2 separate regions of the Homo sapiens genome follow, and region 1 is linked to region 2. Evidence: read pairs that join two places in POLR2A ChIA-PET (ENCODE). Cell type or tissue: A673. All regions are shown on one strand. Each heading gives the region's core, and the rest is flanking DNA. Links, peaks and the distances in the headings are about the cores only.

What was found. Peaks named below come from ENCODE experiments on the same cell type or tissue, not always from the same donor. Only the 100,000 strongest peaks of a DNase experiment are listed, where the experiment ranks them.
Region 1: POLR2A ChIA-PET joins it to region 2 with 11 read pairs; 2 of 35 experiments call an interaction of 5 or more read pairs at or near these places.

The regions. Positions count from the first base shown.
Region 1 is chr5:147,072,519-147,084,458 of GRCh38, reverse strand. It overlaps a transcript of PPP2R2B not described here. Among named protein-coding and RNA genes, the nearest start is that of STK32A-AS1, 160 kb to the left of the region's middle. In A673, for the core only: no CTCF peak of the experiment used is centred there; no DNase peak of the experiment used is centred there; H3K27me3 peaks cover 349 bases.
Region 2 is chr5:147,154,876-147,166,815 of GRCh38, reverse strand. No RefSeq gene overlaps it. Among named protein-coding and RNA genes, the nearest start is that of STK32A-AS1, 74 kb to the left of the region's middle. In A673, for the core only: no CTCF peak of the experiment used is centred there; a DNase peak (open chromatin) is centred at 5,735.

The sequences.
Region 1 (11,940 bases), core at 1,770-9,769, 82 kb after region 2:
AATTCTCCCAACCATCCCACTTTAGCAATCAAATACACTTCCCCAAAGAGCATTCATTTAATATAGACAGATATCTTGCCAAACCATTGCCATGACAGGTAGCCTGGTGGTAAAAGGGAATCTGGTATAAGAATTGGATTTGGCCCCTTGGTGTCCTAGGTCTGCAACTGAAGTAACTGAAGGTCTGCAACTGTTGTAAGTTCTTTTCCCTCATAGGGCCCTACTTCCTAATCTGTGAAATGGTAAGCATGAGCTAGGTATTACTTAAAGTGTCTTTCAGCACAAATATTCTAACCAGAGATTTAAAAATTGGTGGCACCAAGACAATATTCAGCCTGCAGATATGATGTTTGCCCTATGCTGTGTGAGCCATGCTGTGTGAGTCTTCTAATTTGAACTTACTGATAACATTAAAAAATTTGGAGTTATTTGAACATTTGGATTATTCACATAATAATCCAGATTTCTGGCCTCTTCTGAAAAATATCAGCCAATCTGGTCACACTGGGCTGAAATTTTTCATGGCAACATTTAGCTGGAGCTGAATAGCTGCTGACCTTCAGGCAAAGCCTGAATCCTCCAGTTCCTTCATTCCTGCCACTTTTGAGATGATCACAGACTGAGATCAAGTGTCAAATCACTGAATATCTGACACCTGGACAGCTTGTCTCATTTACATCCTAATCCATCCAGGCATTTGTGTTTTCAGCGGCTGCTTAGCACTTTTAGGAAAGAAATGGCATGGTCCAAACTTTCTTTGCATCACTAATTCCCTCATTTGGCAATAATATTGGTGGGAGACAGAAATTGGGTCCAGTGGAAGCCTGCCTTGGACAAAAACACTGACAATATCTTGGCTGCCTGGAACCCTCACAGTAATCAACCAACTCTCATCAACGAGCTTATGCCTCTGGGCAACCCTATCTATGAGTAAACATCAGGAACTGGCATTGGTATGTGAATTGGTCACATTATTCCTAGTGAATTCACCAAGTCAGTAACTTCCATGATTTGGGTTTTTCAGATGTGAAATAAATTAATTTCACACATAAGCCAGGTTCCTCCTAGAGCTAAAATTCTCTGAAGTAGTACAAATATCTAGACATAGGCTCATATTTAAATATGCCTAGGTTTGTATGTATGCATGTATGTGTTTCAGAGTTGCATATGTCTGCTTGCTTTAAAGTACATGTTTAGTGAAAATAGAAACAGCATCTACATCCAGAATCATAACTATTGATATAGGAACTGTGCCAGGACAAAAACTGGGGAGAAATCTCATCTATAGCTAATGTTCCCTAAGACAGATGTGTCTCAGATCTCAACAGCAGAATTGACTCAGTGTAGAGAGGGTCACTGACAACTCACAAGGTAGGGTAAGAACCTGTCAAAGAATGTCTGATGCTGGAATCCAAGGCCAGAACAGAAAGTATAAGCAAGGATCAGCACTGTGGGTGTGTCTGTCTATGCACTAATAAATGCTGCTAAAGGCCTTCCTTCTCCCCTTCTAGGTGCTAATTTTATTAGGAAGTTTTAGCCCTGTGTCATCTCAAAGGAGACATTGATACTTTACTACTTGATATCTGAAACTGTATTCCAGCTCAGCCTTCCAAATGAGATTCTTGCTGTGAAGCCTTACTGGGCTAAAGGGCCCAAACTGTCAAATGGGTATCCAACCTCTACACACTGGGAATACTGCAAGTCAGACAGGCTTGATTGAAATCTCAACCTAGCCATGCGCTAGGTGTGTCCTTGAGGGAGTTACCAAAAATTCCTGAGTCTCAGTTTCCTCCCCTGTAAAGTGGGGATGATAATAATGCCCTCCCCATGATTTATGTAAGAATGGAGTTACTCTAAGTCAAGTGCTTACCACAGTGCCTGAAATTTTCTCAGCCAATGTTCTTCTTTTTTTTTTTTAGTATGAAACACTTTAGAATCAATCTTTACTACTACTAATATCCATTATTAAGTTTCTTGACTGTGCTAATCATATTCAACATCCACAACTCTGAGAGATGGGTACCATTATTATTGCCATTTAAGATGAGGAAACTGTCTCATTATGCTTAGAAACTTGTCCCAAGTCAGAGCCCAACTATAAACCCTGCCTAATTGCAAAGTCTCTACTTTTAATGATGACTCTATACTACTTCCATCAGATAACCCGTCAACAACACTGAGAAGAGCATATGAGAGGCAATGCTCCTCTCGTGTGGCTAAGCAGATGAAGGTTTCCGTATAGGAATTCAATAAAAATCTATGGCTGACAATGAAAATGACTACTCAGATCCCTGTGCATTTTTAAAGGTCAATTTGTTTTTGAAACTTTGTGGTTTTTTTCCTACTGAATTTAATCATTCTTAAATTCATACCATCTCCCAAAATTTGATTCTGCAATATTCTCTTGAATTTTGAAACCTAGTTGAATTGAAGGGGAATGTTCATGCTGTTGAGAAGAAAACTGGCACCCCTGCTATCCAGAAGTGTTCTGTAAAGGACTCTTTTGAATATGTAAAGGAATTAGAATATCTCTTAATATATGTATTGATATATTCATTAGTATTGGCTACATATATTTGTAGAAACCAGGAGTCACTATTACCCAGAACATTTAGCCCCATCAAATGTCCAACTGGATCTGAAACAAAAATAACCTTGGAACAAAATAGGCCACATTTGTCAGAAACTGACTCCCAAACTCTGTGTGAGCCACCCCGCCCCATCCCCAGCCTTGTTTTTTTTTTGTTTTTCCCTACTCTGCAGTCAGCCTGACTTTGGCAAGCAGTCAAGAAGTGAACAAGAGAGATGGAAGTGCTCTGGGTATCTGACCCCTTACTGGCCGCTCAACCATGCAAGCTGTGAAGCCCAGTTTAAAAAAAAAATGTTGCCTTTCTTTTCCTCTCACCCCTTAACGAACTGCCTCATTCTCTTCCCCACCATCACAGAAGGAAAACAATCAAAAGCATTAGTATTCCCGTGAAAAGGGCCAGTCACACAGGGGATGACTGCAAGTCCTTCGTAACCACTCCAGGACGCTGCCAGGGCCTGAGAAGGGACAAACTCCAATTGCTCCAGTTCAAACTGGTCCTGGCCTGGTCAAACGGAGGAGACAGAGCAGTGATTCACAGCAGGACGTGGTACTTGCAGACTGACCGTCCTCTCAGGACTCACTAGGGTCTCTTCTCTGACGAGATGATACCTGGTGTGCAAGTCTCCTTTTAGAAATGCATAGATTCTGCTATATATTTCTTTTCTTGTTGGTCTCTTAAGAACAACTGGGAGCTCTTACCTAACCTGAAGTGTCTCCTTGTGTTGTTTTCAGGAATTGGGACACTCACCCAGGACACACTATGGTGCTTCAGCCAAGTGAAAGGCACTATCGAGATTGGAACCACAGAAGGTAGGAGAAATCCCCATGCCCTTTTCCTTGCCTCCTTGGGAGTTTGTGCTGATTTCAAAATTAAAAACTTTCATCTTTACTTTCATGAATCTAAGTCCCCACACACCCCAAAATTGCATTCTAGGCTAGAAATGGATTTAATAACTTCTTTCTCTCCTGTTTTTTTTTTCTGTTGAAATTTATTTTATTCCTACCAATGAGCGGCACTGAAATGAACTTTCAGTAAAGTAGATTTGCAGAGACAGAGGCTAAACTAGGCAAGCCTTGTTTCAGGATGATCTGTCAGCGCTGTAGAATTCTGAGTCCAGACATTTTAAGACTTTCAGCCATAATTCTCTCCCTTTCATTCTATGTGGAGGACCATTGGCAATACATGAAGTGCAGAGGGAGACTGAAGAAGTCAAGTCTAGTCATATGACTTACGAGAACATTGAATCCCAATCTTAGCATATAATTGCCTTTCTGGTTCTCAGGAGACTTTCCTATTCCAGGGCCCTTTACCTGGGATAATGCATTAGTTTTCCTCCTCCTGAAGAACTTTTTAATTTTCTTTATTTTCTTCTTTTATAAGCCTGGGCTTGGAGACCTCCATGACTCTCCCTAAGGGTGTCTGCGTTACAAAACACTGGATGATAGGCAATTGGAAGGAACTAGAATAGCACTTCTGGGTATTTTAAATCACGGTTTAGCTCTTCTAGCAGAATGCAGTAGGGCTTGCCTGAAACAGATTTTGCTGCTTTGATGGTAGGTTTAGATTCCAGATGTGGTATAACACAGGTCTAAAACTAGTTTTAAAGAATGATGAAGTGAACAGTTGACAGGATTGAACACTATACTCAAACTAACATGCATAAATGCATGTGAACTTCAGGTCATTCTGCAGCACTTCAATTCTGAGTAAAAAGTAATTCAAGCAAAGATTAATCTGAGGAATTTGAAAGAGGCAGTTTATTTAAAATCTTGCTATAATTCCTTTGTAGAGAATCTAATAGTGGGTGACCAAAAACCAAATACTCTATGTTTACAAAGTGGGAGAAAACACACTAAAATTAATAAATAAATCCATATAAAATTATATTTAAAAGAAATTGATACGATTGCACATATTTATAAGGTACAGTGTGATGTTTTGATATGTGTATATTGTGTAATGATATCAAACCAAGATGATTAGCATATCCATTACCTCATATATTTATCATTTATTTGTGGTGAGAAGATTCAAAATCCTCTCTCCTAGCTGTTTTGAGAGATACCATATGATATTGTTAACCATAGTCACCCTACTGTGCTATAGAACAAAACTTATTCCTCAGATCTATGACTTTATACTTATTGACTAATCTCTTTCCATCTTCCTACCACCCTCCCAGGCCTCTGGTAACCACTATTCACTATTCTCTACTTCTATGAGATCAACTTTTTTAGGTTCCTGATATGACTGAGAACATGTGGTATTTGTCTGTCTGTGCCTGGCTTATTTCACTATTAAGTGAACTATGTTAATAATGCCTTTCAGGTTTATCCATGTTGCCACATGACAGGATTTTATTCTTTTTTATGGCTGAGTAATATTCCATTGCACATGTATATATATATATATATATATATATGTATATATATAAAATGTGTGTGTGTTTGTGTGTATATTATATATATTATATATCCCATTTTATATCACATATTATATATATATATATATCACTGTATGTATCTATTCATCTGTTTATGAACACTTAGGTTGAGTTCATAATTTGCCTATTGTGACTAGAGCTGCAATAAACATGGGAGAGCAGATTTCTCTTCTATGTACTGATTTTATTATTTAAATATAGAATCAGTAGTGGGATTACTGAATCTAAAATTATATTTGTATATAAACTCATCTATTTTTGAGATGAATTGTCAAATAGAGCCTTACAAAAGATCCTTCTAAAGCCCCTATGAAGACAGATAGAAAATTATCAATCCCATTTTATGTCACCTAAAAGAAGATTTTTGAGTGTCTTCTACATGACAGCACTGTGCTAGACATTAGAAACTTTTTTAAAAAAGAAAGAAAAAAATGACCTACTCTCTAACCTTATGGATCTTAAGAAAATGAAGCTCAAGTGAATGCCTTGTTTTAAATCTTGGCCATGATTCAAAATCATTTGAACTTTTTAAACAATAGAGACTCTGAGGTCTCCAAGAGCTACTAAGTTAGAGTTTCAAGGGTCAGGGTGATACAATTTTTTTTTTTTTTTTTTTTGAGACGGAGTCTCGCTCTGCCACCCAGGCTGGAGTGCAGTGGCATGATCTCGGCTCACTGCAAGCTCTGCCTCCTGGGTTCACGCCATTCTCCTGCCTCAGCCTCCCAAGTAGCTGAGACTACAGGCACCCACCAAATATGCCCAGCTTATTTTTTTTTAATTTTTATTTCTTTTTGTATTTTTAGTAGAGATGGGGTTTCACCGTGTTAGCCAGGATGGTCTCGAACTCCTGACCTCGTGATCCGCCTGCCTTGGCCTCCCAAAGTGCTGGGATTACAGGCGTGAGCCACCGCGCCTGGCCAATACAATGTGTTTTAATGAGTTTACCCAGTTAATTCTGATGTTGTGGACTGGCTTTGGGCACCACAAGTCTAGATGACTTGTTCCAAGTAATCCATTATTCTCTTACTCTGCACTTAAATCTTGTCGTTGTGACTGGCTTCCCATCAATTATGAGAATTCTAGTGTCTGCTCTAACTATAGGTCTTACCAGTTGCAGGTTTATTATTTGCTTAAGACAAATTAATAAGATAATACAGATACAGCATTGGCGTCAGTGCTCAATACTTTGTAAGTACTCGATATTTGTAAGCTATTAATATAAATATTATAATTAGACCCTCATTCTAAATTAGTGTTCACCAAAACCTTATGACAGGTAAGAATTTTTATTCCTACATTACTTATGAGGATATTGAAGTCAAGCAAACAAACAAAAAATATTAAGTACATTGCCAAAGGCACTATAGCTTATAAATGGGTGAGACAGTTTTCAAACCCAGTCTTTGGGACTCCAAAGCCCCTGCTCTTTAAACATTGTTTTGAAAATAGAGACTCTGACTTAGTAGTCTAGAATGAGGGCCTGGAATGTGCATTTTACACATATGCCCTTAGACGATCATTATGAATACACGTGAACTGAAGATAGGTTGAAATGTTTGTGTTGCATAATACAAAAGTAGCCTGCTTGAACTGACTGTCAATTGGGTCAGAGTCAGGATCAAAATGACAATCCCTATTTTGTTTGGAAAGTGCACTTTAAAATAGTGAATACAGGCAGAAACTTTTTAAAAAGAAGAATTAGGTTGGTCACAAACACACAGCCACTGGCATGGAGGTTCCCTGGCCAACATATCTTAGATGTCATTTAACCTCCACTAGCACTGCCTCAATGGAAGTTGAGTATTTGTTGAGTGAATTAATAAATGACTTTCACTTGCTACTAGTTAAAAATCTGGTTGAAAGGAAAGTGAAGGGGTTTAATTGGCATAATCTACCCTAATTTTCTATACGCTCAAAGTCAATAAAAATTATTCAGCTTTCCCTTCCATGTTACTTATTCCTATTAATGGCTTTTTCTATTTCAGTTCTATCACTTACTAGCCAGTTACCTTGGCAAGTTAATGTCTCCATGCTTCAGTTTTCCTCAGGTGTGGAATGGGGATAATCGTATAGTTACCCATTATGGCTATAAGGGCTAGGGGTGTGGGTGTGGGTGTGTGTGTGTGTGTGTGTGTGTGTGTGTGTGTGTATACACACATACATATATGTATAACGTATATGTATATATTATATTTATGCATACATATGTGTATATTGTACATATATAATATATAATATACAATATTATACATATATAATAATATACAATATACAATATTATACATATAATACATATACAATATACAATATTACATATTATATATTATACATATATAATACATATGTATGTAATATATATGTATTGTATATATATATCAGGCCATTACCAATAGATTGTTATAAGATGTTCAAATTGCATCTTGGTGCAAGATACTTATGTGCATCTTGGGTATCAAGTAGCAGACTAGAATTTCTTCACATGTCAAATTATTCTATAGGACTTTAAATGAATGATACTGTGAGTTCAACAATAAGCATTTAGTGAGTGCTTACTATATCCAGGGTACTGTCTCAGAAAGTGAGAGGGTTGTAAAGATAAATCAAATATAGTCCAAGCTCTCAAGAAATGCACCACTGAAGAGGAGACAGAGCATGGCCCAGAAGAGTAAAGCATCACATCAAATAGAACACAAGGTAAAATGAGCTACAGATAAAAGTGCTTAGGCTAAAGACTACAATGCTCAGACTACCAAAGAGGTAGGAATATCACACAAAATTTGGTGGAGCAAAATAGACTTGTGGGAAGAAACCATTTTAAGACAAACCTTAAATAATTTTTAAAAACATAATGTTTATTCTTTTATTTTTCTGATTACTTAAACAATATATTCTCAGTGTAGAAAAGTTTAAATTTAACCAATAAAAATCAGAAAATAAATGTCATTCATAAACCTACAACCCACAGATCAGCACTGTTAAAAGTTTATATTTTTCTAACCTCTTGATTATGCATATATGATCATTAATTGATTCACTCAAGAAACAAGTACTGTGTGTCAAATACTGTGCAAGGAATTGGTTAGTTTACACCAGACAATATCAATTTTTTTTTTACCAAAATGGAGTCATAATGGAAATACTATTTTGTAAATTGATGTTTTTACTTAACAATATATAGGATCATCTTTCATACAATAAGAGGTACATATACCCTAGTTTATTTACCTAGATTTTCAATATTTATAACATTGTTATGAACACCTAATAGTAAAATCTTTACATTTATCCAGGAAACGCAGTGTGATATAGTGATTAAGAGCATATGTTGCACAGTTAAAAATACCTGGTTCAAATTTAGCTTCACTACTTATGGGAATGGAGTAAGTTACCTCAAATTTTTCATGATTCTATTTCCTGATATGTAAAATTGGGATAATAAAGCTATTGAAGAATTCTTATGATAATATAATTAGAAATATATTTTAAACAACATAACACATAGACATTATTCACTAATCATGATTAGCTACTGTGATTATATCCCTGGGACACATTCTCAAAAATAGTATTCCTTGGGCTTTATAGGAAGTCTGATGAGAGACAATGTGGCTTTATTAGAGTGGAGAAGGTGCAGATGAAGAGATAACAGGCTCCAGGCATGTTTTGGAGGCAATAGGCTAGATTTTAGGGGAGAAGTAAACTAAGGAATTAAGATAGTTTTCAGGTTTTAGCTTTGAACAATTGGGTGGTTGGTGGACACCGTTACTAACACTGGGAAACCTGAAAAAGAAAGATATTTGGGGAGAAAAATCATGAGCTTCATTTTGAACACAATTAATAGGAAGTAGCTATGAGGTACAAAGGTATAAACATCAAGAAGGAAGTTGTATGTATATATATGAGTCATATATATGTCTTAGAGAGACAATCTCAGAGATAGAGATAGAACCTGAGGAGGCCTCAGCATGCAGATGGTATTTGGCACCAATGAACTGAATGAGATCACATAACTTATGCAGATCATGTGGACATGCAGTCAACAAACAATTTGTTGATGACCTAAACTTACACTGTTATGCTGGTGGTTAGGATGCCATCTAAACATTCTTGACTTAGTTGAGTTATTGCAAGACACTTACACATTTAAAAGTTCTGATTTACCGTGTGCAATGCTTGTATTTGATTTGCTTAGCAGGCATATTTCATATAACATATGATTTCATTGCATGAAATTTTACATTATTTCCTCATTAGAAGTACTTTATATGGTAAAAATTTCCCACTCGATATCAGATAACTTCTTGAGACTTGGTGTCTGATTTTGTACAAGGGAAAAAGAATTATCTGGTGCAGTTTCTGTTTTTATCCCAGCTACAGCATATAACCATTTTCTTTCTGATACTGCAATTCTAGGGTGCTTTGTTTGTTCCTCACTCTGCAGTTCTTTGATGTCTGTCAACATAGGTCACTTCATCTTATTCATGGGAAATAATTGTGGCATTTATTCTGTTTTGCTACATGGGCATCACATTTTTTCCTTCCCTCCCTCTGAAAAGATCACTCATGTAGAGGGAAGGATGAGGTACTCTATCGATTCTGCTTTCTAATGAGAGAAAAACATCAATTTGACTGTCGATGTGAGGTGTATTTCATATACCCTAAAGTAAAAGCCAACAACTGTGACTTCCTTGCAAAGAGGAATCCTCTAACTATAACATTTGCAGTAATGTTTCCTTTTGCATGGATGTTTAAGAAATTCGAGATTATAAGAATGATTTTTCAGCTTCCCTTCAGTGATTGTGACTCTTTGCTGTCACCAGAAAAAAAATAAATAAATAAAAACCAACTGGGTTGTCTCAAAGCAGTAAAAAGACTTGTAGCCTTCACCTCATTTTATAGAAAGATGTCAGTGATTGACAAATACGCTTTCTTAGATGTTTAGATGTTTAGTTACAATAATTATAACTTCACCCCACAGATCTTAGCCTAAATGATAGAAAATGGAGCCCTACTTGCCTTGCTCTTCCCGCTCCTGAATACAGGGTGAAGGGCTGGCAATGAAAAGAATTCCCATTTCAGGCAGAAGGAATCCTGTCTTTTTGGACAGAAGCTTTCTAAATCAACAACTCAAGAGGATTTTTAATTAGGCACCAATTTGTAATCAGATAATCTCTCACTTTAAACTTGGTTCAGTTACCCACTTAGTGACCTTAGGCAGGATACTGAATAATTTTCCAACCTTATTGTGCATATGAATCCCCTGGGAATGGTGTTAAAATGTATATTACTAGATTCTACCTCTAGAGATTCTGATTCACTAGGTCTGGGATGGAGTCAAAGGACCTGTGTATTTCACAAGCATTCCAAATAATTCTTTTTTTTTTTTTTTGAGACAGAGCCTCACTATGTCGCCCAGGCTGGAGTGCAGTGGCGCGATCTTGGCTCACTGCAACCTCCATCTCCCAGGTTCAAGCAGTTCTCCTGCCTCAGCCTCCTAAGTAGCTGGGATTACAGGTGCCTGCCACCACCCCTGGCTACTTTTTGTATTTTTAGTAAAGATGGGGTTTCACCATATTGGCCCAGCTGGTCTCAAACTCTTGACCTTGTGATCTGCCTGCCTCGGCCTCCCAAAGTGCTATTACAGGCGGGAGCCACCACGCCCCGCCCATCCCAAATAATTCTAATAGTTTGATCCAAGAGACACATTGAGAAATTCTATTCTTTCTTTCCTTACATCAGAGGGCAATTCTAAGAGCAGAGAAGATAGAAAATCTGAAGGTGTTTTGAGTGCATTTAAAGGAAACCAGAATGCCAATAAATGTGAGATACTGTGCAGCCAAGTTCTCTGCCTCGGGCACTGAAGGGAGTGAAAACCTTCCCTCTGTGTGTGAAAAAGAAGTGGAGATCTCTTCTCTGCACCTAGTAGGCTACAGGGGGATTTCCTATGCAACTTCACTTTGCATGGCGCTCCAATCTGCCAGAAGAAAAATTGGAGTGATTATGAACAAGTTGTGCAAGATGAAAGCATTTTTTCTCAGCTGTGATGGAGAATGTCTTGATATGAGGAGGCTTGCTGTACTCTGCAGGTGAGTTGGTGAGAAGTGAGCTCTGGAGGAAGGGAAGCGGGTTCTTTGCATAACATTGAAGGCAAACATCCTGTTCTCTTTGTAAGCATTAGGTAATTAAATATTTCCTAGCCAAGAAGGAGAAAAAAACTCCATGGCTATTTATTTCACCCTTTCCCTAATGCCAATCACTTTAAATGTGTTTAATTAACAAATATTTATGGAGCACCTAGTATGTGCCAGGCACTGGGCTGGACGATGAGGCCAGTCATGGACAAAACCCTGTTGCTCCCCTCCATTAAGCACTGTACACTTTCCTGAGGACATCACCACATGGTTTTTAATGACAATCCAGTGTGATTGTGGAAAGTGCTAGAAAAAGAGTAAGTCACCCAACCCACACTAGGAACAGAGCAGGGAAGGCTTGCTAGAGTAAGACTGGCTAGATTGGAAGCCAATATGAGACCTAAAGTAGAAACAGGAATTAGCTAGGACTTCTGGGTACACAGACCCACATTTTATTCATGGTTCAATTATTCTCTTGTGCTATTTGCTCAGGTTCCCTGGGTGATTGCCAGCTTGGGAGGATGAAAGGATATGTTAATAAGATCTTTGAAAGTGCTGCACAATACCTGGTCAGGGTAGAGTAATAATAATGATAATTCCATTTAATCAGGTTTTACGAGATCAGACTCCTTAATAACTGCTTTCAACACGTTATCTCATTCCACCTTTGCTGCAACACTAAGATATGAGGCAGGTGCCAGCTTAAGCCCATTTTACGGTGGAGGAAATTGAGACTCAGAAAGTTTAACAACATATCCATTTACACACCAGTCTG
Region 2 (11,940 bases), core at 2,487-10,486:
ATACCTTATCCTACAATTCTTCTTCACTATTTGTATCCCTCCCTGAGGTATGTGTGTTTGTTTGGTTGGTTGGTTGCTGTCTGCCTCCCCCTTCAGGATAAAACCACTGTGGAAAAGGCAGTCTTTCATTAGTGCTGAAACCCCAGCTCCTAGGACAGTGCCATTTAAGTGTTCGATTACATTCCATAACAATATCCTGAACCTACAATCAAGAATTACATAAAATGTTTTAAAGCTTCAGGCAACAAACATATTGGGTAGAATGTATACTACTTGGGTGACAGGTGCATTAAAATATCAGACTTCATCCCTATACAATTCATCCATGTAACCAAAAACCACTTGTACCCCAAAAGCTATTGAAATATAAAAGATTTTTTAAGTGCAATGGAATTTAATGTAACAGAATACAATAAGTTTGTTGAAATGTTTTAGATTCCCCATTAGGATGAACCTTTAAGAAACATCTTATCTAGCTTGGGTGTAGTGTCAAAGAATATCTACAACTCTCTAAAAAGGTTGTTAAGACATTTCTCCCTATTCCACCTATATGTCTGAATGAAGCTGGGTTTTCTTCATGTACTTCGATCAGAGCAATAAATTGCTGCAGACCAAATGCAGAAGTTGACATGAGAATCTGGCTGTCTTCTCTTAAGACAGACATTCAAAAGATTCACTAAAATATAAAGCAATAACACTCTTCTCATTTTTTTGTTTTGAAAAGTATAGTTATTTTCATTAAAATGTTATTTATGTTTAAAAAGTTTCATGAAATAATACTCTTACTACCTAAGATATACTGTGATATTTTCTATTCTGTTTTATTCTATGTCTTACTAAAAAGTGTTGGCCATGATCCACTAATGGGTTACAAACCACAGACTTAGAACCATTTCTGGACGATATTAGGCACTCAATTCTAGATGGTGCAGTTCTGTAAAATTGGTTATACAACATGAATTCTGAGTAAACAAGCCATTTTTCAATGAAAAGAAGTGTGGTTGATGGATGACAAGGTGTGAGGACAGTAGGTACCCCAAATCTCATTGGTGCAAAGGAGACTTTTAGAGCAGGGGTCTCCAACCCCCAGACCATGGACTGATGACAGTCCATGGCCTGTTAGGAATCAGGCCACACAACAGGAGGTGAGTGAGTGAAGCTTCATTTGTATTTACAGCCACTCCCCATTGCTCCCATTATCACCTGAGCTCCACCTCCTCTCAGATCAGCGGCATTAGATTCTCACAGGAGTAGGAACCCTATTGTGAACCGTGCATGTGAGGATCTAGGTTTCGAATGCCTTATAAGAATCTAATGCCTGATGATCTGTCATTGTCTCCCATTACCCCCAGATGGAACTGCCTAGTTGCAGGAAAACAAGCTCAGGGCTCCCACTGATTCTACATTATAGTGAGTTGAATAATTATTTAATTATACATTACAATGTATTAACAGAAATAAAGTACACAATACATGTAATACACTTGAATCATGCTGAAGCCACCCCCTCCCAAGTCCATGGAAAAATTGTCTTCCACAAAACCCGTCCCTGTTGCCAAAAATGTTGGGGACTGTTGTTTTAGAGGAAGCCCCAGATATATTTTAAAAAGTAACTTGAAAAGAGATTGTTGAACACCAGACACATTAAGAGAGCTCTTTCTTTAATTGCCAAGTTGGCATTAGCTGGTTTCTGCATGAATGACTTAAATTCAAACACCCTTTGAGGATCTTGCAAAAAAATTTTGAGGTTCTTTATTTCTTATACATTTATTACTTGGTCCAAAATAATGGTAGAAATCTTCATAAAATAGCCCTTTACTAAAATAATGCTGTTTTTGTTCCAAATACTAAAAAACAACAACAACAACAAAAAAACCACTTTTTTTTTTGAGGAAGACACTTATTATAAGCTTAATTTACTAAAGTGATTAATTAATGTGGATTGAGTGCTTGCTAATTCTATAACTTAATCATGGTACCATATCAAATCAATTTTTAACTATTTTCTAATATAAGAAAAACTAACGGCATCCTCAGGAGAAAAAGGAAAGAAGCAATAGCACATTAATTATTTACATTGCAAGATTTATTCTACTTTCAGATATATTTAAGTACCCTAATATGGAGGAAATATGATACTTAACATTTATTGAGCAGGTGCCAGGCAATATGAGAAATGCTTTATATCTATTAATCCCTTTATAATATGAGACAAACAACTGATTAGGAATGTTCTAGCTACAAACATTAAGTTTAACAGTATAAAACTACTATTTTTGTAAGTTAAAAATATTAATTATTGACAACTAATAAAGGAATGCTTGAAAATTAACATAGTTAATTTTTCTCACAAAAAGAAATTAAGAGATAAATGGGCATTGATACTTGTCAATAAGCATTTTTAACTTTACAAAACTATATGAAGTTGGTTTTATAAGTCAAAAATTCTTGACAACTTCATATGGTTCCACCTGATAAAAGAACACTTGACCTTGGCATTCTAAATGTAGTTTATTTTTCTCACAAAAAAAGACATTAAGAGATAAATGGCCACTGATAGTTGGCTATCAAGATTAGCATCACAGTGAGTATCTTGATCTTACTCTCATGCTAATTTCCTCATGGTTACAAGATGGCAGCTGTAGCTCCTGGCATCACATCTTCATTTAATTTAAGAAGAAAGATGGAAGAGGGCAGTCACAAATTTTTTTTTTTTTTTGGAAGGGAGAGTTTACCGAGAATCGCCCAACAGATTTCTACTTTTACCCCACTATCCAGAAATGTAACTTCATTTCCCCTGGCTAACCCTAGCTGCAATAAAAGCTAGGAAAGAAACTATTTAATCTTTTTTTTTTTTTTTTTTTTTTTTTGAGGCAGAGTCTCACTCTGTCACCTAGGCTGGAGTGCAGTGGTACAATCTCGGCTCACTGCAAGCTCTGCCTCCCAGGTTCACGCCATTCTCCTGCCTAAGCCTCCCAAGTAGCTGGGACTACAAGTGCCCGCCACCTCACCCGGCTAATTTTTTTGTGTTTTTAGTAGAGACAGGGTTTCACTGTGTTAGCCAGGATGGTCTTGATCTCCTGACCTCATGATCCACCTGCCTCGGCCTCCCAAAATGCTGGGATTAACAGGCGTGAACCACTGCACCCAACCAACTTTTTTCCTTTTTTGTCTCAAATAGACATGAGCAAGGAGCAAAGAGTTTTGAAATGTAAGTTATATTGGCAACTAGCTTGTCCATCATGGTAATACTATTTTCATAACCTCCATTTTGCAGATGAAAGAAGAGAACCCTTAGAACGTGTTACTTGTCTGCAGTCTCATGTGCAGCAGGGCCAGCATTTGAACCAGGTGCCTTTTGCCTCTGGAGTCTGAGCTGCCAATTACTGTGTTACAGTGTATAATTTTATCAGTTATTACCATTTATATAAAATTTTAAGTCATAAAACCTTAATATAAGTTATGTAGTCATTTCTATCTTAAATATAGTTAAGGAAAAATTACCTCTTTGCTGATTGAGTTTTCCCCTCTCCTATCATTCATTAATGAGCTTGAAAGTAGTGACATATTCAAAGGTATATAGAGAAGCCAAACTATAATCATATTTGGAGGGAGGGAAGAAGAATAGGAAGAAGGAAAAATGAAAAGGAAGGAAGAGAAGAAGGGGGAAGGGAAGGCGGGAAGACAAGTCCTATGGACAGTTGCTACCTGAATGAAATCTCTGCTTGTCCAGGATAATTTGAAAGCAAAAAGCCAAGAACATTAGATTCTCCTTTAAAAAGAAAAATTAGTGAGTACCATCCCTGCTGCTTCATGGTCTTTTTTTTTCTCCCTAGAGACTGCCATGAGGCAGTGGCTAAGTGGGCGGGGCATCTCACCTCACAGCTCAGTTCCGTCTGTGGCTAGAACAGCACCAAGTTGCTGACATTTGCTACAAACCTGGGGACTGTTCCAGAAGAACTTTCTCCAATGTCCACAGATTGTCGGAAAGGTAGCACCTTAACCAGGGTTAGAAATCATGATGAAGAATGAAAAGAACACTGGCGCGCGATCCAAAACAGCTTCAGTCCCAGCTCTGTCACTGTGACTAAAAACACAACAAAAACTTCTTTTTTTCTCTGGGCCCCAGTTTTCTCCTCCATAAGATAGCAGAATTAGATGATATTGAAGATGTTGTTAGTACTCATATTCTGTATCAGTTGGGATTTGTTTTCAGGCAACAGAAATCTCAAAGAATTGAAGAGAAAGTTGAAGAACCAGTCCTTGGAAAGGACAAGAATCACAGAGCTTTGGGGATCTGGGAGCAGTAATGAATGTCCATTTTGTTCAGCAGGCTTGCTTTCAGGCTTTTGGTTACCATCTAGAAAGGAAGCATCCGATTGACCTTGCCTTGGACTTCAAGCCCTCTCTGCAGGGGAATGACAAAATTCCCCTCCAAAATTGTACAATTGGGAAGGAGTCATTCTCCAAAATAGAAGTAGCGCGTAATTAGCAACAGAAGAAGGAATAAGCGTTGGGCAGATAAACACAATGGACAGTCAGCCATGTGGTCTGAGTCTGGTCTTGGTTGGTCATCTTTGCTTCATTAATAAAAATGAAAACTTTCATTTATTGAGCACCTACTATATGCCAGAAATGTTGCAGAATACACTAAATCTATTTTTCTTTAATCTTCACAAGTTAGGTGTTTGCCATCTACGTTTTTGGAGGCACTAATGAGATTAATTTGTATGCAGACATCTATAAGGAATCAATCAGAAAGTCATTTATTGGCAGCTCTGAACACTCCACTGCCTCCCATGTCCCCTGCCTTCTTCCAATAAAGCCCTCCCTTTAACTGTGTAAGTGCTTTCCTTTGATGTTGTACAATTAAATGTCAAGATGGCATTTCTTGGGAAAGCTGATGACATTATTTCCTCAAAGGAAGAATCATTGATACAAATTCTAATGTCTCTTTGTTCTCCCACCTTTTCCTAAGAAAAGCCTCAGTGTCTGTATTTGTACAGACATATTGCCATTCCAATTTCCATACCATGTAATTCAATAAAGGCAACAATAATAGCAGCTCTGTCAGGGAGGGAATACTAGAAATTTTATTATTTTTTCCTGAAGTAAAGATCTCTTAACACTGATATCCAGTCAATTGACATTCAAATGCAATAAGTTAGCACAGCATTTTAATAATTCACACAAAGTCCTTAGGTGCTTTGTCCATGAGAATAATTAACATCCCCTGCATCTGTGCACTTGGCAATCTTCTCCCAAAGCCTTCTGATTTTTATTGTGAAAATACATTTCCATGTGCTCTTTGCCAACACAGGGCTGTAAAATGCATCAGTAGGATTCCAAGCCTTGGGCTAATATTAGCATCAGCCTCTGTGGATTTTCCTTACGCCTTTCACAGATCACAGTGGTAGTGTTCTGAGTTATTTCCATGGGTCTTAGGAAAGAACTCATTGCTTTATCCCAAGACTGTCCTGTCTCCATTACTTTCCATTTTCCTGTAGAATATTAAGAGACTAAAAAAGAATGTAATTAAATTTTAAACTCATCAGTGATATGGGCTCAATGATCTGTCCCAGCTAAACAGAAGCTCTTGCCAAACTGAATGACTTACTATTCCCATGTACCTCTTTCTAGCCTTGGTCTTTGCTCAAAATTTTCCTCTTCCTGTCACAAGACATGCCTTCCCCATTGTTTCTGGAGAGCGGATTAAAACACAGATTCCTGGACCCCAGCCCAGAAAATTCTGATTCAGTAGGTTCGTGGAAGGGCTCAACAATTTGCATTTCTAATAAGCTGTCAGATGATGCTAATGCTGCTGGTCCTAGATCATAATTTGAGTATGGCTCTTGCATGTATTATGACAAGAAGAGTTGAAGGGCTTGTAGAAATCAATTCTGGATTATGGATTTATGATGAGGGTTTTTTAATGAGATGTAACTATTCTGAAGGTATGAATGAAATGTATGCACACATCAAAATTTGCAATATATCGCTTTATATGCTGGAGTAATTTAAGGTAAACTATAAGTCATATGATAGCAGAAAACTGCAGAGAGGAAAAATGAAGGTAAACAGAAATAATCCCAGCAGGGATCTCCAGAAAAATGGTGACATTGAACTTCCATTTTTAAGCTTGCACAATGAACAGATGATAAAGTCTACAACCCTTAAAAGGTTGGGAATCAAATAGGAAATCCCAACTCCTGGGATCCCCAAAGGGCTGTATCTTCAAACTAAGGGGAAATGAGAAATCAACTCAGTGTTTGGATGAAACAGTACTGAATGAAGGGGAAAAAAAGAATATATAAACATTTTCTTGAGATTTTCATAACTCCAAGTTAGTCCTTATGTGGGTTTGTGGCCAAATTTATATTTCTTGTAATGTATAAAACATCTCCAAAGAAGAATTTGATAAAAGAGATCTCCTAAATCAGTACTATACTATAGTACTATACAGGTAATATACCCAGAGAGGAAACGCAGTTTTTCTCTAAAGGAATGCAACCTCAAGTCAAACCCTCCCCAAATTCCTGCAGATAAATTTGCAAGGAATATGAACTCACAAACACATGAATATGTACATGCACACATATCTCTACATACATGAAATATACATGGAAATAGGGCAATGTGAAAAACAAGGGCAAAATAATACTTGCAAAAACATATTTTGGAATTAGTAAGGCCAGTAAAACATTTGTAATATGTTTAAAGAAAAGGTCATTTAATGAATCATCTTTGTATTTCCCAAATACTTGCATATAATGATTACTCAAGCCATATTAGTTGACTGAATAAAAAGCCCAGATAACTGCTTCTTTAATGAAGAGCATCAAAATAGTTATTTATGTTCTCCCAGCAACAAATAGTTGACATCAAGGAGCATATTACTCCTGAAAGTTATTAGGCTGGTAATCTTATACCCTCTTCGAGCCTGGTAGAGCAGCTCTTCCCACTAAAAGGATTATTTTTTCACAAAGTTAAATATTGAAGGGAAGTTCTGAAGGAGCTGATCTCTTTGTTAGTCTTGGGCACACATCTATTAATCTGAAAGACTTCCCTTAGAACTTTGACATAAGCTGCTAAGTCACTTGGTAGTGGAGGAGCAGGAATGGATGGCTGCCCAGGCATACAAGAAATCCAAAACTTTGATTGTTAGAAATAATACATATTTCCCCTAAAACTGAATTTAGAAATAGACTACACTTGGGATTCATAGACATCTAGGGGAAACGTTACTGGGCTTCAGGGGCCTGTGTACTTATGAAACAAAAATTTACACATTTTGGGAGAGAAGATTCTGAAATTTTTTTAGATTTGCAAAGTTTCCTGAGTCCATGATCCCAGAAAATGTTACAGAAAGATTTCTTTCTATATTTTCCCATTTAATAAACAGGGAAACTGGGGACCAGAGAGCTAAAAAGATTTGTCCAGTATCTCAAGTTCACACATGCATGTCTGTGCTCAGAATGCCAGTCATGCCCCAGGAGAAAAGTTTATCCATGCAAAAATTTTGTCTTCAGTTAAGGCACCAAAGAGTGGGTTATGAGTATTTCCTGCAATGACAGCTCTCTTGAGAACATCTCTGAAGCTTCCCAACTTCCTCAATAATTTGCCGTTTTAGAACATATTTGTAAGAACACATTAATTTCCTCATACTTTGCAAGGATGCTATTGTACAAATGCAGGATTTCTCCATTATGCTTAGAGTGTTCTACTTCAGGCATCCAAACCAGCACCTGGGCTAGATCCTAAATGTCTATCGCCCAGCAAATACATACATCTTTTGTCAATGTTTGCACAGAAAACCAAAACCAGGGTTTGGCTTTGACAGTTTCTCAGAGTTGATCAGAAATCTCTAAAACTCATATCGAGCCTGTTGAGAATAAAGAGTTGTCTTCCCCAGAAAGATATAATCAATTAGCATTCCAGACACCTTACAAACTAAGTTTTCCACAGGTCTATTTGCAAGTGTGCTTTGGTAGAAGAGCACAAACTGGGTTTGCCACTTACTAGCAATGGGGCCTCAGAAGGTCACTTAAGCTTCCTAAGCCTCAGTTTCTCATTAGTTAAATGAAATTGAATCACATTTAAAGTATATTGGGTATGATTTTATGTAAACCTAAGCATTGGAAAAGGTCCTTATTTCATCGAATATCTGCTGAAAAATTGCTTTGCCATTAGAGGTCATGTTCTATGAAAAATGGGTATTTCATGTGTGGTTCTCCCACTAAGAACTTAAAATTGAAATTGTAAAAATCAAACAGGCATAATCCATGATGCAAGTAATGGTACTGCTTATCTCACTGGGTTGTTGTGAGGGGTGAATAGGTTACAATGACTGAGCCTCCCCTAAGGCTGGGACTGAGTTCTAGTCATTTTTATATCCAGGCTCTACAAATTACCCCTTGTGTGATATTGGCTAATTTATTAAACTTCTAGCCATATGTTTTATGGTCTATAAAATAGAAACAGTAATAGTAGTAATCTTACAGTCATGATGATTAAATCATTAAATGGCATATCCTTAGAACACTGGTAAGTTTTTAATAAATATTAATTTTATCATAACCATCATCACTCACGCATAATGCCTATTATCAGGCTTCATATTTATAGATGACCAATGGTATTTTAAAATTAATTAATATTGAACAGCCAGGTTGGCACATAATAGGTGCCCAGTAAACTCATTTTGAATGAGTGAATGGGCTAATTTCAGTGTTTGTCACATGGTAGGTGTTTGAAAACCAAATGGGTTTTCTAATGGCCCTACCTTCTCCTTGCCCTACCTTTGCTATCTAATCCTCACTCAGAGGAGCCAGTGACAGAAGAGGCTCCTGGAAATCCCAGGCCAACTCTTCTCTCAGACCTGCCTTAATCAGTGAGAAAACTTTTGGCAAAATGAAAGGGTGCAGCTGCTGGAAATAGAGAAGGAGGTCATGATGCATGACTCCACAAAGGAAAGGGAATATATCCCTTTGGTGTTGGCAGCTGCAAACCTGAGATGACAGACGCTGGCCAATTTCCATCCTCAAACATAGTCAGACCTCTTTGGATTCCCTAGGCACATTTTGGTGAGCTAAAGATGGAGGGGCTCTTCCTAAACCCCAACCTCCCAGACACTCTCTCATGAGTGGGAGAAAGGGACTTAATGATTCCCTGATTACCTACAGCCTCCCTTGGTAGCTGGGTAAACTCTGGCAAGCTACTTCAAAATCTATGTGCTTCATTCATCTCTGAATTGGGAATAAAAGTAGTGCCTGCCTCACAGCATTGCTGTGATGAAATGTGTTAACATGTAATGTGCTGAGAACAGTGCCTGAGTTACAGTATCTGGTAATGCTAGGAGCAATGAATGCTGGTTATTACGAATTACTGTTCTGCTCGGGACACAGGATCTTTGAGCATAGTGTGGGAACAGATGGGGATCCACAGTTTCTTACTATGGAATGCTGGGATCTTGGAGTTTAAATTCTCAGGCTCAATTCCTGGCTGTTCTACTTACCAATGAATTAACTTTGATCAAGTGGATACCTTGTCTGAGTTTCAGTTTCTTCATCCTACATTGGATAAGCCACCCACTTCCCTTTCTCACAAGACTTCTGTCCAAATAAGACAATGTTTCTAAGCTGTGAAGGGTTAGCTATTGCTATTCCCTCAAACAGCTGGGCTTCCTCCAAATACTGCAGCCTTCCCATTCAGTGGAGAGGCTCTGATGGTGATGCAGAGAAGGAGGACCTCAAGTGCTCCTCACAACCCTGTGATTCTAAGAAGGATTCATTCAGCTTTGGGCTGGGCATCTTGGCCCTTGTGTAGTCTGTATGCAGTATTAGCCTGGCTTTGGAAAGGCAGCGTCACTTCTTTTAAAGGGTTACTTGGCTAGTTTTGGACTCATAGCTTCTTCGATATGCTCATAGAAGGGAGTCTCAATAGCAAAGTAAAGGATCGTCTTAACTTTGCTAGTTTGATAACAATAATATCTGATTTATTCAGCACCTGCTGTGTGTCAGGCCTTACTATAGGTACCAAGGATTCATTAAGCCCTGCCTTCATGGAGCTCAGCTTCTCTTTAGAAACCATTCATCTCAAAGGTGAAGAAACTGAGGCCAGGGCTTCACAGGCAAAAGGGCTTGTGCATATTATGTCTTGATTTTGTGGCTGAGCCAAATCTACAGCCCAGGTTCTCAATAGCAGTCCAGACTAAGCAAATTAATTCTCCTTTTCTTCCCTCTGATGTTACCTGTCAACTTCCAGCCTCAAAAGCATGTGGTATACAATGACTGTAAAGAACCATGAGCCTTTAGAGAACGGAATCATTATTTTACATCAGACTCACTGCTCTCTGCATTTTGCTGACAGCATTATTTTTGCCACAGCTTTTTAACAAAAGAAAAGATGCTGGGGGCATAGCAGATAAGATTACTAAAAACTTGCTCAGCATTAGGAGTGACCCCACTGCCTCTTGGGTCTCCACCTTTGCTATTTTCAGCTGCATCCTTTTCTCTGGCTTGTTGCTATGATTTGGGAAATTGCTAAACATTCAAGGGCTTTGTGGGACTGCCTGTGCTGGTTTCCATAGCGAGGGGCGGTTCCGGGTATGGACACACTCCTGCACTAAAGGAAATGAGATTCCCCTATACAAATACCAGTGGCTCCTTACCACCCCTCCTTAGCTTCAGCAAAGAATAGAACTAACAGAAAAACATAAACTCACGTTGAACATTTTACTCCTTCGGTTTAAGTACTTAACCTTTGAGTGTTCATTTACTAGGCACTTGTTTGCATTTAGATATCTCTGTTGGAACCATCCCTGTGTGAAAGCCATTTACCGCAGGACCAGCTACCACCATTGAGTGCTTTCTGCCATCCAGTATGGTGCCCAGTGGTTTACCCGCATTAGCTCACTTAATGCTCACAAACCCCAAAGAGATAGATAAGGGTAATAGATAAAGATAAACATTTTGCATATAAGGAAATGGAGCCCCAGAGAAGTCAAACCCTTGTTCAAGATTGTACATTCAATAAATGTCAGGCCTGGGACTGGTACTCAAATCTGCCTGACTCCCAAGTCTGAATTTTTTTTTCTTTTCTTTTCTTTTTTTTTTTTTTTGAGACAGAGTCTCACTCTTGTCAACCAGGCTGGAGTGCAGTGGTGTGATCTGGGCTCACTTCAACCTCCGCCTCCCGGGTTCAAGCAATTCCTCTGCCTCAGCCTCCTGAGTAGCTGGGATTACAGGTGCCTGCCACCACGCCCGGCTAATTTTTGTAATTTTGGTACAGACGGGGTTTCACCATGATGGCCAGGCTGGTCTCGAACTCCTAACCTCAAGTGATCCGCCTGCCTTGGCCTCCCAAAGTGCTGGGATTACAGGCATGAGCCACCGCACGTGGCCCCCAAGTCTGAATTCTTAACCAGTTACTGGGGCTGCCACTCCACGGACTTCTCACTGGAGGCATTCAACAAAAGGAAACAGCATGGCACACCGGTGAAGGCCAGGTCCCTCCCAGTGTCTGTCATTATGTCAGTGCATTCACTGAGTTCCTATTCTGTTCTGTTTCTGGAGTTCAGTTATTTTTAATGGGATGAATATTTACTGCAGGGAAACTTCATTATCTTAAATTATTTTGTGGAAAGCCCAGGCTGTATTAGCGAAATACAGTCTAAATATAAGACTATTATAAAAAAGATTAAGACAATGTCTCAGACTTCTCTATTCCTTCCAGTTTCCAGAGGGTCACTGCATACATATGTAATTTTCCTATATCCTTCAAAGAACACGCAGCTGTTGACAGGGTAGAGCTCCAAGTGGCTTCACTCTGAGTCACTAGCTTAGGGGTTAAGGACAAGTGTTTTGCAGTCAGGTGAAAGTGAATTTGAATTACGTCTTACCCATATGCAAGTGTGAACCTCCAGCAAGCTACTTAGCTTTT